Regions from separate parts of the Homo sapiens genome. Here all the other regions are linked to region 1. A link is a contact called in ENCODE Hi-C or POLR2A ChIA-PET data. All regions are on one chromosome and are shown on one strand. The core of a region is the stretch at or near the end of the contact, and the rest is flanking DNA. Distances in the headings are between cores, read along the strand shown. Region 1 overlaps PMFBP1 (polyamine modulated factor 1 binding protein 1). Region 2 holds the start of ZFHX3-AS1 (ZFHX3 antisense RNA 1). Region 3 overlaps ZFHX3 (zinc finger homeobox 3).

Region 1 (4,427 bases), core at 911-3,410:
CTGAGCCAATGTCCCCCTTCCTTCTTGCTGCCGAGCAAAGCACCCCTTCCTTCCTGCCATCGCTGTTTCCAGCTCAGCAGAGGGCTTTCCAGGCCTGCCTGAAGGGTTGAGCCCTCCTCTCCATCTTATTTCCATCCCTTGGGTGTGGGCTGAGACTGGATCTGTTTTCCAGGAGTGCAGGGGTGTGTGTGACTAATCTTTGGCACGCATGTGGCTCCTCGGCTCAGTCCAGGCCTCGGACCCTGCCTCCCTTTTTCCTCCCATACTCACTTCTGCTGTTTTGCCCATTGCTCCAAGTTGGTCATAATCTGATCATTCCCTCGGTAGAGCCTACAGGTGTCTTTGGGCACAGACCACTGGGGCAGGCAGCAGGGCTTGGGTACAAGAAGAAAACGAGACAGTCAGAGGTGGGAGCACAGGCCTGTCAGCCCTCCTTCCGAGTCAGGCCTCTTCTATCTCCCTGGGAAAAGAAAACTTGACTCTGCTGTCCAACCCGAGGCCAGAGTTGTGGAGTTGCCACCAGACCTCCCCCTCTGGCTTGTGCGGGTGGCATCTCACACAAAGGTGACATCTCTGAGAAGGCACCATTTATGGCAGAGACACGTAGATTTGTACACTTATAATCACGGTTTTCAGTGTGAAGGCATTAAAGTGACTCCTAAAAAAGAAGTATGCTAAGCCAATTTTCCAACAGATGGAAGAAAAACATCTGGAGGAAGAGGAAGAGATGCCTTCTTTTTCTCTCTTCTTTTTTTTGACACTCTTGCTCTGTCATTCAGGCTGGAGTGCAGTGGCATGATCACGGCTCATGGCAGCTTAACCTCCCCCCCGGCTCAAGCTATCCTCCCACTTAGCCTGCCGAGTAGCTGGGACCACAAGCATAGGCCACCATGCTCAGCTAACATTTAAACTTATTGTAGAGATGAGGTCTTGCTATGTTGCCCAGGCTGGTCTCAAACTCCTGGACTCAAGCAGTCCTCCTGCCTTGGCCTCCCAAAGTGTAGGGACTGCAGGCATGAGCCACTGTGCCCGGCCTAAGATGCCTTCTTTGTAATTCGAGCAAAGGCCCAGTGGCCACCTGAGCTGTCCTGCGGCCTCCTGCCATGAACTTCACTGCTCAGGGAGGTGGGCCTGGGACAAGCCCAGAAGGTCACTTAGTCCATTCTACTGTAGGGTCCAGGGCTGCCAAAAGTGTCAGGATGTACTCTGGAAGGGGACCCAGTGGACTAGGTCAGGGGTAGCTGGTGTACCTGACAGTCTCTTCTCTAGAATGGGGCCTTCGCTCTGCTCAGTATCTATCAACAAAGCCACAAGAACACAGGTGGGTTGAACCAGCAGCTGTGGCTCTTGCTTTGTGCTAAATGGAGGGGGTGACCTTTCCTTTGCTCCCAGGCTCTCCCACCCCCACCAAGGGCTGTCTGGCATTTGGGTGGTCATAGGATGTGCCTGGAGGCACTGAGAGGAGGCACGCAGAAGCCAAGGCATGCCCACCTCCTTATCGTCCTCAAGGAGGTTCTCTTTTAAGGCGGCCATCTCCTCCTGGAACTCCCTGAGCTGCTCCTCTTTGGCTGCCAGCATCTTGAGGTCATTCTGGTGTTGCTTCTGCCACTGCAGCACCTGGCAGCTCATCTCCTCTAGCTTCTTGTCAAAGGCGTGCACCTACTCAGGAGAGCAAAGTGAGGAGGGGGACTCCAGCTGGCCTCCCTGACCGCAGGACCCACAAGGCCAGAGGGTGCTTCCTGGGCCTTGGGATACGTGTTGGGGGTATTTTCTTCTCAGTGGCCAGCAGAGGGCACCCATGCTCCGATCTTTGCTGCCTCTGTCTGAAGTTCAGGGAGCCAAGAAAGTGGAGGGAACCTAGCAGCCCAAGGGAATGACTTAGTGCTAAATAATTCTGGATGCAAGAGGTGACCTTGTGGACCCCTACCAGGAAGGCAGCCCAAGCCCCTGGCAGCTCCTCACCTCCAGCTCACTCTCCTGGTGGAAGCCCCGCAGTTTTCTTAATTCCGTATTGAGCTTTTTCATCCTTTCCTCATAAGCAATGATTTCCTCTTCCAGCTGAGCTTTCTTCTCTTGGGTCTGTGTCAAGCTTTGCTGCAGGCTCTTTGTCTCTGAGGTCACGTGATTGAGCTTCCGGAAAAGACAAAGAGGACGAATGGCTGTCAGAGACTTTGACCCTCTCTGCTGAGTCCTGAATGGAGGAGGGTTCCAGTCCCTTCCTGTCCTCTGCCCAGGGTGACACGGACGGTCACCTTGCCTAGTCTCCCAGAGAGGGGTGGGAAATGACAGTGGTTGGTTTTCTGCACCCTGCTTTCTCCTTCCTACCCACTCCCTCCATTTCTTCTCTTTCCAATCCCATGAATTGATGGGCCAGCCATGATCAGCACAGGATGGGGCATGAATTTCCCTGACAATCCAGACTTTGGGAAAACCTTGCCCCCGAGTCACCCATGGGCAGAAAGGCTTGCTAGATTTGGTTTTGATCTTTGTCCTCTTCCTCCGCCCTCCACCCAACTCCAAGCCTCACAAAGAGGAAGCAGGCCTTCTCTGCACAGACATCCCAGCCCACACAAGGGTTTGAGATGGCCCCATTGACAGTCAATAGGCAGGAAATTGGCTCCTGTGCTTCTCCCGCTACCTTGACGTTTCCTTGCCTGAAAACAGCCCTGGAGACTAGAGGGTGTGGCCTCACCTTCTCGAGGGCTTGTGTCAGGTCATCCTGGCAGGCGGCTGACTTCCGGGATAATGCATCATAGGCTTCTTTGGTGATGGTAGTCTGGAGATAGTGCTTCTCCTTCTGCAGAGCTTTGTCCAGCTGGGCCTGCAGGCTCATTAAGGACTCCTTCTGAAGGGCTATCTTTAAGGAGGGAGAGCAGAACTGTCAGGGTGCCAGGTCAGGGTCATAGAGGCATTCTCTGTGCCTATAGGAAATGAACAAGAGCCAAGCTCTCTCCTGTCTGCAGCAACCTGCAGAGTCCGTGTTAACACTCACATCTTCACTTCACCACTGTAAAAGGTAGAGCTGTCTTTCCAGGCTCTTTTGCACCCCTCAGCCACATCTCTCTTTCTAGTTAGCATTTCCCTCAAACAGCAGGAGTACCAGCGGTGCTGGGGCATGATATGCCAAGTACACAAAAAAGTCCCTTTCACATACTCTGCAGCCTTTGATAAAGACCTGGAATCCGATTTGAGGTTAGTGGACATGATAACAACATGTCCTTTGTGTTTTATGCCTCACTTAGTTCCTGATGTAATTCACTAGACTTGATGTGCCAGAAAGCAGGACTGTGCCTGTGTTTTGTTTCCTGCTGTTTCCCCATTGCTGTAACTCAGGGCATGGCACATGACAGAGTTTCAGGAAATGCTCAAAAATGGTCTTTGTTCTGTCACGTGAAATATTGCATTTTTGGAGTTAGGGATCAATTGATCAACATGTTAGGGAACATGTAGTTCTGGTAGAAGTGTGTTTAAAAACTGAAGTCTGTTTTCAACATCGTAATGAGTATTCATGGTATAGTTAAAAGGAAGTTGGGATCTGGAGTCAGAAAAATCTGGGTTGAGGTCCAGGTTCTATCATTTACTTATTTCTCTAGCCTCAGTTTCTGCTTCCACAAATTGAAATCATTTTAACTGTTTCGTGGAGTTTTTATGATGATCAAATGAGGTGATATGTGTAAAAAGGGCTTTGTTTTACTATACGACTATGAGTTACTGTCACAGACACACACAGAAACTAGCCTTCTTATATACTTTAAGTACAGGACAGAGATCTGCTTCTGAGTCTGGAAGCCAGAGGGAGACCTCAGAAATTCATATGCCTGACTTGTATTCTTTGGTATTCTAGCACACCTGCATCTGAAAGTGGCCATGCACACAGAAACACATTCTTTTGGGTTTTCTTGTTTTATCTCCAGTAACTGATCAGTGCTTCAAGTTTATTACTTTTTCAGATACAATTTTGAGTACCTCTGGCCCTGGGAATTAGTGAGATGAAAAGTGGTAAATTGGACTTCTGACACCATATTTTACATGCCCTGGTGGTGAAACTATTCCTAAAGATGAAATAATTTGGTCTTCTGAAAACAGAAGTGCATCTTTTCTGGGGACTTCTGAAAAACATGGAGTCAGCAGGGTCTGCCCAGTAAACCAGAGGAATCACTGGAGAAACTATAATTCACTGTCAATGCTTGATAAATGATGGCTGAACTGAGAAATGTCAGTATAGAGGTAAGACACTAAAACTGAGGATGGTGAAAAAAAATTACAGTGAAGCTAGAAGCTAAAATGGAAGCTTTAAAAATTTTTGCTAACATGAGTGGTTTAGCTTGGAGAAAGATTCTAAAAATCTACATATAGAAGTATGTAAATTATAGAACCAAGAAGTTCTAGTAAAAGTTCTAATAAAAGACCTACTCTCTCTGCTGTCA
Region 2 (4,881 bases), core at 1,407-3,906, 540 kb after region 1:
CTGACAGAATCCTTCACCTACATGCAGTATTAAATAAATGAAGTTATTCAAACTGAAGGAAAATTATGAAAATATGGATCTACATAGATGGATGTATTCTATCAAACACTTAACAATGCAATGCCAATCTTATACAAACTTTTTCAAGAAGTAAAGAATACAACACATCCCAGATCACTTAAAGATGTCAGACACCATTACCCTAATTCTAAAACCAGACAATCAAAATAAAGCAAAACTGAAGACCAATCTCCCCAAAATGGCAACCGAACAGTGAAAAAAAATTTAGTTAAAGCCATTCCTCACATCATATATAAAAGCAAATTTCAGGTAAGCTAATGTTCTCATGTGAAAGATAATGCCTGAGATGGTTAGGAAGAAGATTATGAGATTATATTCAGGTATATGCTGGTAGAATTCACCATAAAATTATTTTAATATAAAACATCCAAAAAATTAAGGCACACAAACTATTTTCACTCTTCATGTTGATCAAGAATTTTCCTATTTCTTGTTAATTCAAAAAGACTCTGGATGCAATACCTTGTGAACTTATTTTTTGGTATGCCCCTGTGCTCATATACTACCTTACTACCTTTATCTCTCTGTTTTTTGTTTGTTTGTTTTGGAGATAGGCACGATCATTGGCCACTGCAGCCTGGAATTCCCCGGCCCAAGTGATCCTCCCACCTCAGCCTCCTGAGTAGCTGGGAGCAAGGCGAACACCACCACGGCTGGCTAATTTTAAAATTTTTTTGTAGAGATGGGGTCCGACTATCGTCTTGAACTCCTGGGTTGGTCTCGAACTCCTGGGCTGAAGCAGTCTTTCCACCTCAGCCTCCCAAAGTGTTGGTTGGGATTACAGGCGTGGACCGCCACACTTAGAAATGACTTTTCTAATATCCTTAAATCAGAGCTCATGTAAAATTTTCAGCCTTCTCATTCCACCTCCCTCCGAACTACAAGTCTTAAAACTAAGAAATGACAGCCATTCGGTAGAAGTTAAAACACTGTTTCGCTGCTTATTTCTACTTAAAAAAATTATATACATAGATATATATTATGTAAATATATATAATTATATATATAGACATACGTGTGTGTATATATATAAATAAACGTGTAGAATTGGACTGGGGTCCCACTAATATCCACATTTCAAAACAGAATCTAAAACTCCCTAAAACAGGGTTGGGCTCGGCGGCTCACGCTTGTAATCCCAACCCTTTGGGAGGCTGACACTGGAGATCAGTCTGAGCAACAAAGTCAGATCTCTTTTCTACTAAAACAAAATACAACTCTCTAAAACTAATACAAAATTTTGTGTGTATGTGTCATATTCTGGAGAAAAGCTCCAAGGTTTTCCTCTGGGTCTTAAACAGGACTAAGACCCCCCACCCCCAAAAGAATCTCTGTTCTAGAGGCTAAGCATATAGAAGCTCATACTGCATTATCAAACTGGAAAGTTAATAGAGGATTTTCATGGTCATATACAGGAGAGGTGGGGAAAGCTGTCTATTTAGACTGTAAACTCCTAAAATGTTCATAAATCTCAATGGAAATTAAATCCACCGGGGTGGGAGAAGTATCACAATAGACAAAGAAGCTAAAGGTTAATGAAGAGAAGGTTTTAATCAGTGGTTACTTTTGTGCTTGGGATCAATCCTCAGTTTGTCCTCCAACGTAACTTTTGGCATTATTCATTTCAAAGTCTGAACAGTATCCATAAACCCAATACGAAACCTATGGATCCAGAGGGTCCGACCGAAAACAAAACAATTATGTTTCCGATGTGAACGCATCAATAGCTTACTTTTGTAGCGCTTTATAAAACGCTGTCACTTGCTGCTTTCCACGTCATGATATTCCCGGTCGGGAAGAGTAGGACAGCAGCATCTTTTATGAATAAGGAATTTTTTGGATTCAATTTGTGAGGTGTGGGACGCTCACCAGGTTGCGCGAAAACCATTTTTCTACATCGTCAAGTGCACGCACCCCGTGTCTCATAGTATTAGTGATGAAGACGAGGATGAAACTACCAAAGACATCAGTGGGGAGTGAATTATACTTGGGGGAGGTGTAAGCACGTCGAAATAAGGAAGCTGAGAGACATTTTGTGAAAGAGGGAAGGTAGCGTTAAGAGGAGCCTTCCATCAGGGGCAACAGAACGGGGGCAGGCGTGGCGTCTCTGGGACTGCCGGAAAACGACGTGAGGGAAAAACTCAGAGGCTACGAAAAGGCGAACAGACGGAGGGCCTGCCTCAGGGGAGCTAAGCAGCTCGCCTGAAGCCCCCCATCTGGAAATGACGTGTTTAACTCGGCGCCCCTGCAGCTCCGGCCGCCCTTTTTTGTTTAACTCCGCGCCCCTCCAGCTCCGGCCGCCCTTTTCGTCGCTCTCCCCTCGCGGTCGCTCACCCCTGAGATCCCTGGTTCCACTGAGACGCTCAGCTTCATTCGGCAACTCGCGGACACCAAGCGCCACAAATTCAAATACGAGATCTAGAGACGCTGGGTCTCAAACGTCTCCCAGAGTGAAAGACAGAGGAACCAATCGAGGCTCGGCTGACCTCAGACGTCTAAGGCGATAGGCGTTGCTAAGAAAAGGGGGTGGGACGATACCCAGTTGCCAAGACGACGGCTTCCGGGTGGGCGGCTTGAGGTGGCTTCCGGCCGCCAGGCGAGACTCCGCGGGAAAACTCCCTGCTAGAGAGACTAGGAGATTTGGGGCTGCGGCCGTTTCCTCCGGAGCACCCACGGGACTGTGTGCTGGGGTCCCTCCACCGGCTGTGTCCTTTATTCTTCTTTCTCACCCAACGATTTACCTGAACGGTTATAAAGTGCACGTTATTTCCCTAAGGTAAGCGTGTGGTAGCGCCTCCTCCTCCTCCAACAGGGGGGTAACAGAAACCTGCTGTCAACTTTGTTACCCAACATAACTGTACTTAACCACAAAAAGTTGAAATTTTGGATCTTTAAACATTCAATAACCTCTTGCTGTGTGAGGTTTTTTAACTGCACTACATACATTTTGTAGTCTTTAACCATTGAATGCGATTTAAGTTTACAATGAAATTTAACGTTCTGGTTGTTTCTGACCCCAAATTTCATCTGAACCAGTTAATGGACGAAGAACTGAAATTTTATTTTCTGTGACAGTCTCATAGGTTCTCAGACTTAAGTTCTTAATCGCCCATAAATCTGAAGGCAGGTGTTAAAGATGAGCAGGTGATTTGAGCCCAGTCCATGCCAACACTCAAACTAATTCAGCTGAGACTCCTTTCGTTAGGAGCATTATTTTAATTTTAAAAATTTTAAACCGAATGGTAAGCATGGCTGCTTTAGTTTCAGTTGTGTCTCATTTGATGATGATAGTCCCACACAAGACGATCTCATTTGTCAATGAAAGTAAACATTAGTGACCACACAGCTTTCTGCAGATAACTCTTTAAACGAACATCTTTTATCAGACCACAGAAATCATTGTTATTGTCACTAAAATGTAAAAACTAAAGCAAAACTTATCTGCTTATCAACAATTTCTTCCTCCATAGCTAAGGTAGGGAAGCATTTATGAAAGCTTAGATCTATATGTGTTTGGGATCCTGCCAACCCCTTTCTTAAAATTCCATCTTCAAAACTCCCTGCTAATGAGCACTTTTCCAACAGCTTGGATGAAACATTCTGAATAATTCGTCAGCCTGAAGGTTAGAAATTTCATTAAATAAAAAATTAAATACACAGAATACTTAAGTATGAAACATTAATGAACTGAGTAATACATTCTTAAGAAGAGGAGGCACTTAGGAAAACACAGGCCACCTGCATTGTGGAGCCATTTAATGTGATGAGATTTGATAAATGGGTAAGAGATCAAAAAATGCCCAGGGTTTCAAAAGAGAATGTTCCATGAGCAGCTTACTGCCTACATAGACCATTTGAAAATCAAACCAACTCAGCAGAAGCCCAAGAGGCCTTCAGATGAACCCGAGTATCCTTTGGATGTCAGTGTTGTACTGAACAAAGTCAGTTGAACTGTTATTTATCTGACAAGAAAAAAAAATGCCTAAATTTTGTAAGGACTTACACCATTCATTTAAAAATATATAGTGATCTTAGAGGTTAGAAAGCACAGAAAAGAAACTTGAACATAGAGGTACTTAAAAGGAGAAAAATAAATTTCCTCCGGTAGTAGACATGTATTTGGCATTGTTCACTGTTATCTCCTTGATGTCCTCTCTCCTCAGCTTGGCTGAATCCTACTTACGCTTTTAAGACCCAGGTCAAATTGTGAATCTTTTGTGACCTAGTCCATAGTCACCTCTCTCCCTCCTGAATGCCTATAATAGTCTTTATTTGGCATTTTTTTGTATTCTTTATAATGTTTCTTATTTATGTTTATGAATATATCTTACATATAACTTGCATCATCTAAACCCTAAACTACTCAGAATTGTGTTCACCATGTACCTGGCAGACAGACTTGAACAAATAAGTTTTGATGTAAAACTGCCAAGATTAATACTAAATATAGTTGAGATCCATATTAGTTTGCTAGAGCAAACATAACAAAATGCCACAGACTAGGTGGCTTAAACAACAGAAAGTTATTTTCTCACAATTCTGGAGGCTAGAAGTTCAAGATCAAGGTATCAGCAGGGTTGGTTTCTTTCTGAGGTCTCTGTCCTTGACTCAGATCACTGTCTCATCTCTTTGTCTTCATGTGCTGTTTTCTCCATGTGTGTGCACACCTGTGTCCAAATTTTCTTTCCTTGTAAGCACACCAACCCTACTGGATTTAGGCCCGTGTTAAAGACCTCATTTTAGCTTAATTACCTCTTCAAACACCTTATCTCCAAATAGGGTTACTTTCTGAAGTACTAG
Region 3 (4,569 bases), core at 518-3,017, 840 kb after region 1:
CTTCCTCTTGCCATAGAGCACAAAGCCATCGAATTTGGACAGGTCCACATTGTTGGGAACATCTTTGGATACGCAGGAGCTTTTGGCAGAACCGTCGCTGTTCAGGTAATCCTTGTTGCTTTTGTGTCGCACGTCAAACACGCGGAAGCTGTGCAGGACGGGGCTGAGCCCCGCCAGGGCTGAGGTATTCGGGAAAGCCTGGTCTGGGCCCTCAAACCATTTCCCGAAGGATGAGGCTATGTGGAAAGTGTTGATGATCTGCGGGTACACGGGTGCAGCACACGAAGGGTCCCCTTGCTTGCCCCCCGCGCCAGGGAGAGAGTTCAGGAAAAGCGAGGGGAGAGGCCCACTGCCACTGCCACTCCCACAGGCGCCCCCGCCCTGGGTCAGCTGGCTCAGGCTCTCCACAATGTACGCGGAGCCGTCCGGCTGGTAGACGATCTCCCCGGCCAGGTTCTCCACGTCACTCTCCTCGTCCCCCTCCTCACCGGTGTCGCTGGCGCTCTCCTCTCTCAGGGGTGGCGGGGGGCGCGCGCTGGGGCAGTGGTGCTCCATGTAGGTCTGGAGGCTGGCAAAGGAGGCCGAACATTCGTTGCAGGTGACCTCCTTGCTGGCGGGCTCGGAGGGGGGCCCGGCCGACGCGGTGCTCTCCGCGAGGCGCTCATTGAAGGGGGCCCTCAGGCTGTCCAAGGGCCCGTGGCTCTCGCCTGTGGACTGCTCCATGCTACTGGGTTTGTCAGGGAGGTGGGTGCTGTTGAGTTCAGTCCATTGCTGGTGCTGAGGGATACCGCACCCATTGTCCTTCCCCGAGACGACGGGCGAGTCACAGCCTTCCATGGTAAGGCCTGCGTGGAGCTTTCATTGCACCCAGTACGGAGGCTCGGACCTGAAGGGCAGAGGCAAGGGGGGAGGAGGGAGAGAGGGGAAAGAGAGAGAGAAAGGAAAGAGGTTAGGAGGGCCGAGGCTGAGGTCCTACCGCACGGAGCGCTCTAAGAGGCTTCTGTCCACAACACAGAGACACAGGGCGGAGGGCGGGCCTGGGGACACTGCCCCACACGGTCCAGCACACAGGGGTGGCATGGCCGGGTCAACAGCCTGAGCGAGGGATATGGGGAAAGAAGGCCAGGAACAGCCCTCTTCGGCTTCGAATTGTCACCGCTCTGCCCCTGAAGACTAGCGGGAATTTCCATTCTTTGCCAGCATAGCTTCGATGGGCCACAGTGGAGAACGGACGCGTCATCTCTCCAGCCCTCTACGAGGTCACAGCCACAGCCCTACCACTTATGGACAGCTCACACGAAGTCAGCCCCGACTCCGCGCACTGTCTGTGGGTCAGGGGAACACAGGGGAGGGCTGAGAAGAGGGAGGTTCAATGTCCCTGGAAAAAGGACGGTAAAGTGGGATAACGCTCATGGATTTAGAACAATTGCAGCCGTCGCTTTTACTGACCATGGTTCTAGTTTGAGAAGTTCAAAGAAGGCGGGTGAGGACCCTGAGGTTCACAGGGCAGGTGTACAGGACTAGACACACTCCGAAAAGTCCTCTCCAGATCTGGGAGGCGTCAGTCCCATTTTACAAGCAGTAAAACAGAGGGGCTTCAATCTAAAAACTGGCTCAGTGCTAATCTCACCACCATGAAACAGAAGAAAAGATGGGTCCCCAGATTCCTGTCTCCTCCACCCATACCAGTCAAGCTCCCTGGCCTGTGACTCTAGCTGACTTCAGACTAAAACTACGTAGGTGCAAAACGTGAGCTTGGTATTTCCAGCAGGAATGGACCAGACTCTGGATCTGCCAACACCCCCTCCAGCAGCTTCTATCTGGCCCTGGCTGGAGGGAGTGCGTTCCCCACGTGCCTGGTGGTTTTTGCTATCAAGGATCTGAGCAGCAAGCCGAGACGGCAGCTGGGCTCGGCGAGCCCCAGCTCCACACCTGCCTCTTAGTTATTAGTCGCTACCCAACCAGCTGTCGTTCAGCCCTGGGGCTTTTCCATTTCCGACTCCAAAGTGCCACTGAGCTGAATGTGCCCTCTGAGACCTCATGTCCCTGGGGAGGGAGGCATCGGATCACGGCCGCTCTGCTCCTGCAGTAATATCATCGCAGGGGCGATCATTCCGTCTGGCCCTGCTCCTACAGGCAGCTCAGCACCTCGCAGAGCCCTGATCCTTTGCCCGTAGGTCCCCAGCCACCATTCCCCTGCTGCTCCTCCTGGAGAACATGTGGCTGCTCCTCCACCCACCATCTCATTCACACTCAGCCGGTGAAGGTTTCGGCCAGGTTTGATCTCACTTCCCTCCCTGACAGCCCCTATCTTCTCAATCTTTTTTTTTTTTCATTTCTTGATTATTGACTGCACAATGAGACAACAGCTCCCCCTCGGGAAAAACTGGGGAAGGCAGGTTTACCAGAAGTCTCAGGGAGAAATAACTTTTTGGAAGAATAAAGCTATGATGTGTCTAATACACACATGCAAACACATACCCCTATCTCTCCATTTATAACTTCAGATTTTGCAACCACAAAGTTCCATGAGCCTTAGAAAGGACATACTGACTTAAAACAGAGATGACTACAGTAAACCAAACCAAACCAAACCAAACCAAACCAAACCAAACCAAACCAAACAGCAAACGCAATGGGACTTCCTCGCAAGGCTGAGCCGGGATACAGGTGAGACTGCAGGGCGGCTCTTCTTAGGGATGCTTCTGATTGGCTGGATGACATCTGATTGATAGCTTGGGCCAAAAAGGTTGGCAGGCCTGAAGGGGCGGGAGGGTTAACAGCCCGATTGTAAAATCAATGTCATAAATGCTTGGTAAGTTACAGGAACATGCGGGAAGGGGGGGCCACGATTGATAAAGCAGAACAGCTTTGATGCTGCACCAGGGACTTGTTTATCGACAGCAAAGCCAATCTCCTCTCCAGCCTGGGCTGGGCCAGAGAAACCTGCAAGCGTTTACCAATTAATTGGTGGGCTTCTCTTGCTCCGTTCTCCTCTTATTCCTCCTCCTCTTCCACAAACTATCCAGCCAAGAGGCTGGGACTTTTAAAACCTCCCTTACTTTGTTTTCTACTCCAAAGCGGAAGATGTCAGGAAAGAATGACACTGTACCCACCTATGATGGTGGCTGGTGACCCTGTGGTGGTGACACTAGAGCCCACCCATTCACGGGGAGCAGCAGCCATGAGGACACGGGTCGGAGAGGAGGAACCCACTGCAGGACCCAAGCTACCTCCCCTGGGCCTCCTTTCCATGCGCACCAGCTGTGACAAACAGGCCCGTTTGCAGCCTTGCCAAACAAGCGTGGTTTGTGGACTTGAAGCATTATCCTCTCCGGGGAGCTTAAGAGACATGCACTGTCTCCTCCTGCCCCATCAGAATCTGCATTTTCACACCATCCTCAGGGACCATGCATTAAACTTAAGACACTCTCTGCTTCACTCCATCTTCACCAATACAGGTACCAAGCACAGCTCTTCTGTCCTTGGTACCTGTATTGCTAGGTAACCAGGGAAGGTCAGTCTTAGATTCCCTGTGGTCCCTGGGAGGTGCAGGGATGGAGATGGAGAAGAGGGGGACGCGCGCACAGAGGTAAAGAAGTCTCCCCAATCCGCCACATCCTGTGGCTCAAGGGTCTCAGGGCATCTACCACTCCCCCGCAACAGCCGGCTCTCTCTCGCTCTGTTTATCAGCCAGTCAATAAGAAAAAGGTAGTTCTTACTTAAGGAGGCAGAAGTCAACTCGGCAGGTCGATCAGCACTCTGTCTGTAAACACGGTTTCCCGTAAAATCAATGATCTTCAGTTACAGAGGGCAGCCTGGGAACCCAGTGGGTCCCCGCACTTTTCCAAGCAGCCCTGCCAGCCTGACACGCACACCTCTCTTCAGGCTCCCTCCACGTTCTGTGCCCCTTCCCAGTACTTCCCTAGTGCCAGGGCTAGCTGGTACAGGTTCACACCCCTCCTCCCTTCCTGCAGCCCGCTTCTCTGCTGGTGGCACCCGGAACTCCCTCTAAAAAATGTCCAGGTATTCTGCTCACAACCCCCAATGTTGCACTCAACATATGGGCTTCAAGAATTCAGTTAGATTTTAATAGAGCACATCTCTCCAGTGAGAAAGTTAAAGGGAAGATAGGAATGACCTAGCTGGCTCACTGTCTGCTTAGCACTTAAATCTGCCATCTGAAAGGTAATCTTGTACAGAAGAATTCCAGCACCTTCATCAAGTATCCCCCAACTCCTGCTCATCTTCCAAGCTCCCTTGGAACCACCTGTAAAGCCCACTGCATCTTTGCAAATGTCAATCTTTACTTTTCAAAGATTGTTTAAAAGGATAAAACTCTACCCTGTTACCCTGTATCTCCCTATTAATCAAAACGTTCATCTCCCTCTTTAAAAACATGTGCTGATGACAGTTTTATCCTGTTCCCTTGAGGCAGAACTGGGTAAAATGCAACAGTTTCAGGGAAGCTGGGGTGGGAGGGGTGCAGTTATGACGAAGGGGAGGGGGCTCCTGCTGTTGCTCCAGCTCCCGGAGAATGAAACATGAACAGTCGCACTGTGTAATTTT

The links. A loop is a pair of places that touch in the nucleus more often than their neighbours do. ChIA-PET counts read pairs that join two places held with the same protein, here RNA polymerase II (POLR2A). Pooled maps may share reads with other maps.
Region 2: a map of IMR-90 shows a loop between it and region 1 (4-fold over the local background). The contact joins the promoter of ZFHX3-AS1 here to the enhancer-like site in region 1. A Hi-C loop is called at or near these places in 1 of 168 maps with a recorded cell type or tissue (IMR-90), 5 of 37 single-sample maps with no recorded cell type and 9 of 50 pooled maps. POLR2A ChIA-PET finds 5 or more read pairs at or near these places in 1 of 52 experiments (K562).
Region 3: a pooled map shows a loop between it and region 1 (9-fold over the local background). The contact joins two enhancer-like sites. A Hi-C loop is called at or near these places in 1 of 37 single-sample maps with no recorded cell type and 4 of 50 pooled maps.

The regions. Positions count from the first base shown.
Region 1 is chr16:72,123,276-72,127,702 of GRCh38, forward strand. It overlaps PMFBP1 (polyamine modulated factor 1 binding protein 1), which reads right to left. Exons shown (of 21, transcript NM_031293.3): 15 at 2,693-2,857; 16 at 1,963-2,130; 17 at 1,492-1,659; 18 at 271-374. Among named protein-coding and RNA genes, the nearest start is that of DHX38, 32 kb to the left of the region's middle. RefSeq lists enhancers at 1,557-1,666, 1,677-1,736, 2,281-2,782. Within about 2 kb of position 2,161, at least 6 of the 41 ENCODE cell types and tissues checked have a DNase peak (open chromatin) inside an H3K27ac peak, as active enhancers do.
Region 2 is chr16:72,662,477-72,667,357 of GRCh38, forward strand. ZFHX3-AS1 (ZFHX3 antisense RNA 1) reads left to right here and starts at 2,657. Exons shown (of 4, transcript NR_171704.1): 1 at 2,657-2,857. LINC01572 (long intergenic non-protein coding RNA 1572) reads right to left here and starts at 2,494. Exons shown (of 14, transcript NR_126330.2): 1 at 2,416-2,494. RefSeq lists enhancers at 2,236-2,355, 2,396-2,455.
Region 3 is chr16:72,959,309-72,963,877 of GRCh38, forward strand. ZFHX3 (zinc finger homeobox 3) reads right to left here. Exons shown (of 10, transcript NM_006885.4): 2 at 1-886. The coding sequence starts at 837. Among named protein-coding and RNA genes, the nearest start is that of ZFHX3, 87 kb to the right of the region's middle. RefSeq lists an enhancer at 1,968-2,468. Within about 2 kb of position 1,768, at least 3 of the 41 ENCODE cell types and tissues checked have a DNase peak (open chromatin) inside an H3K27ac peak, as active enhancers do.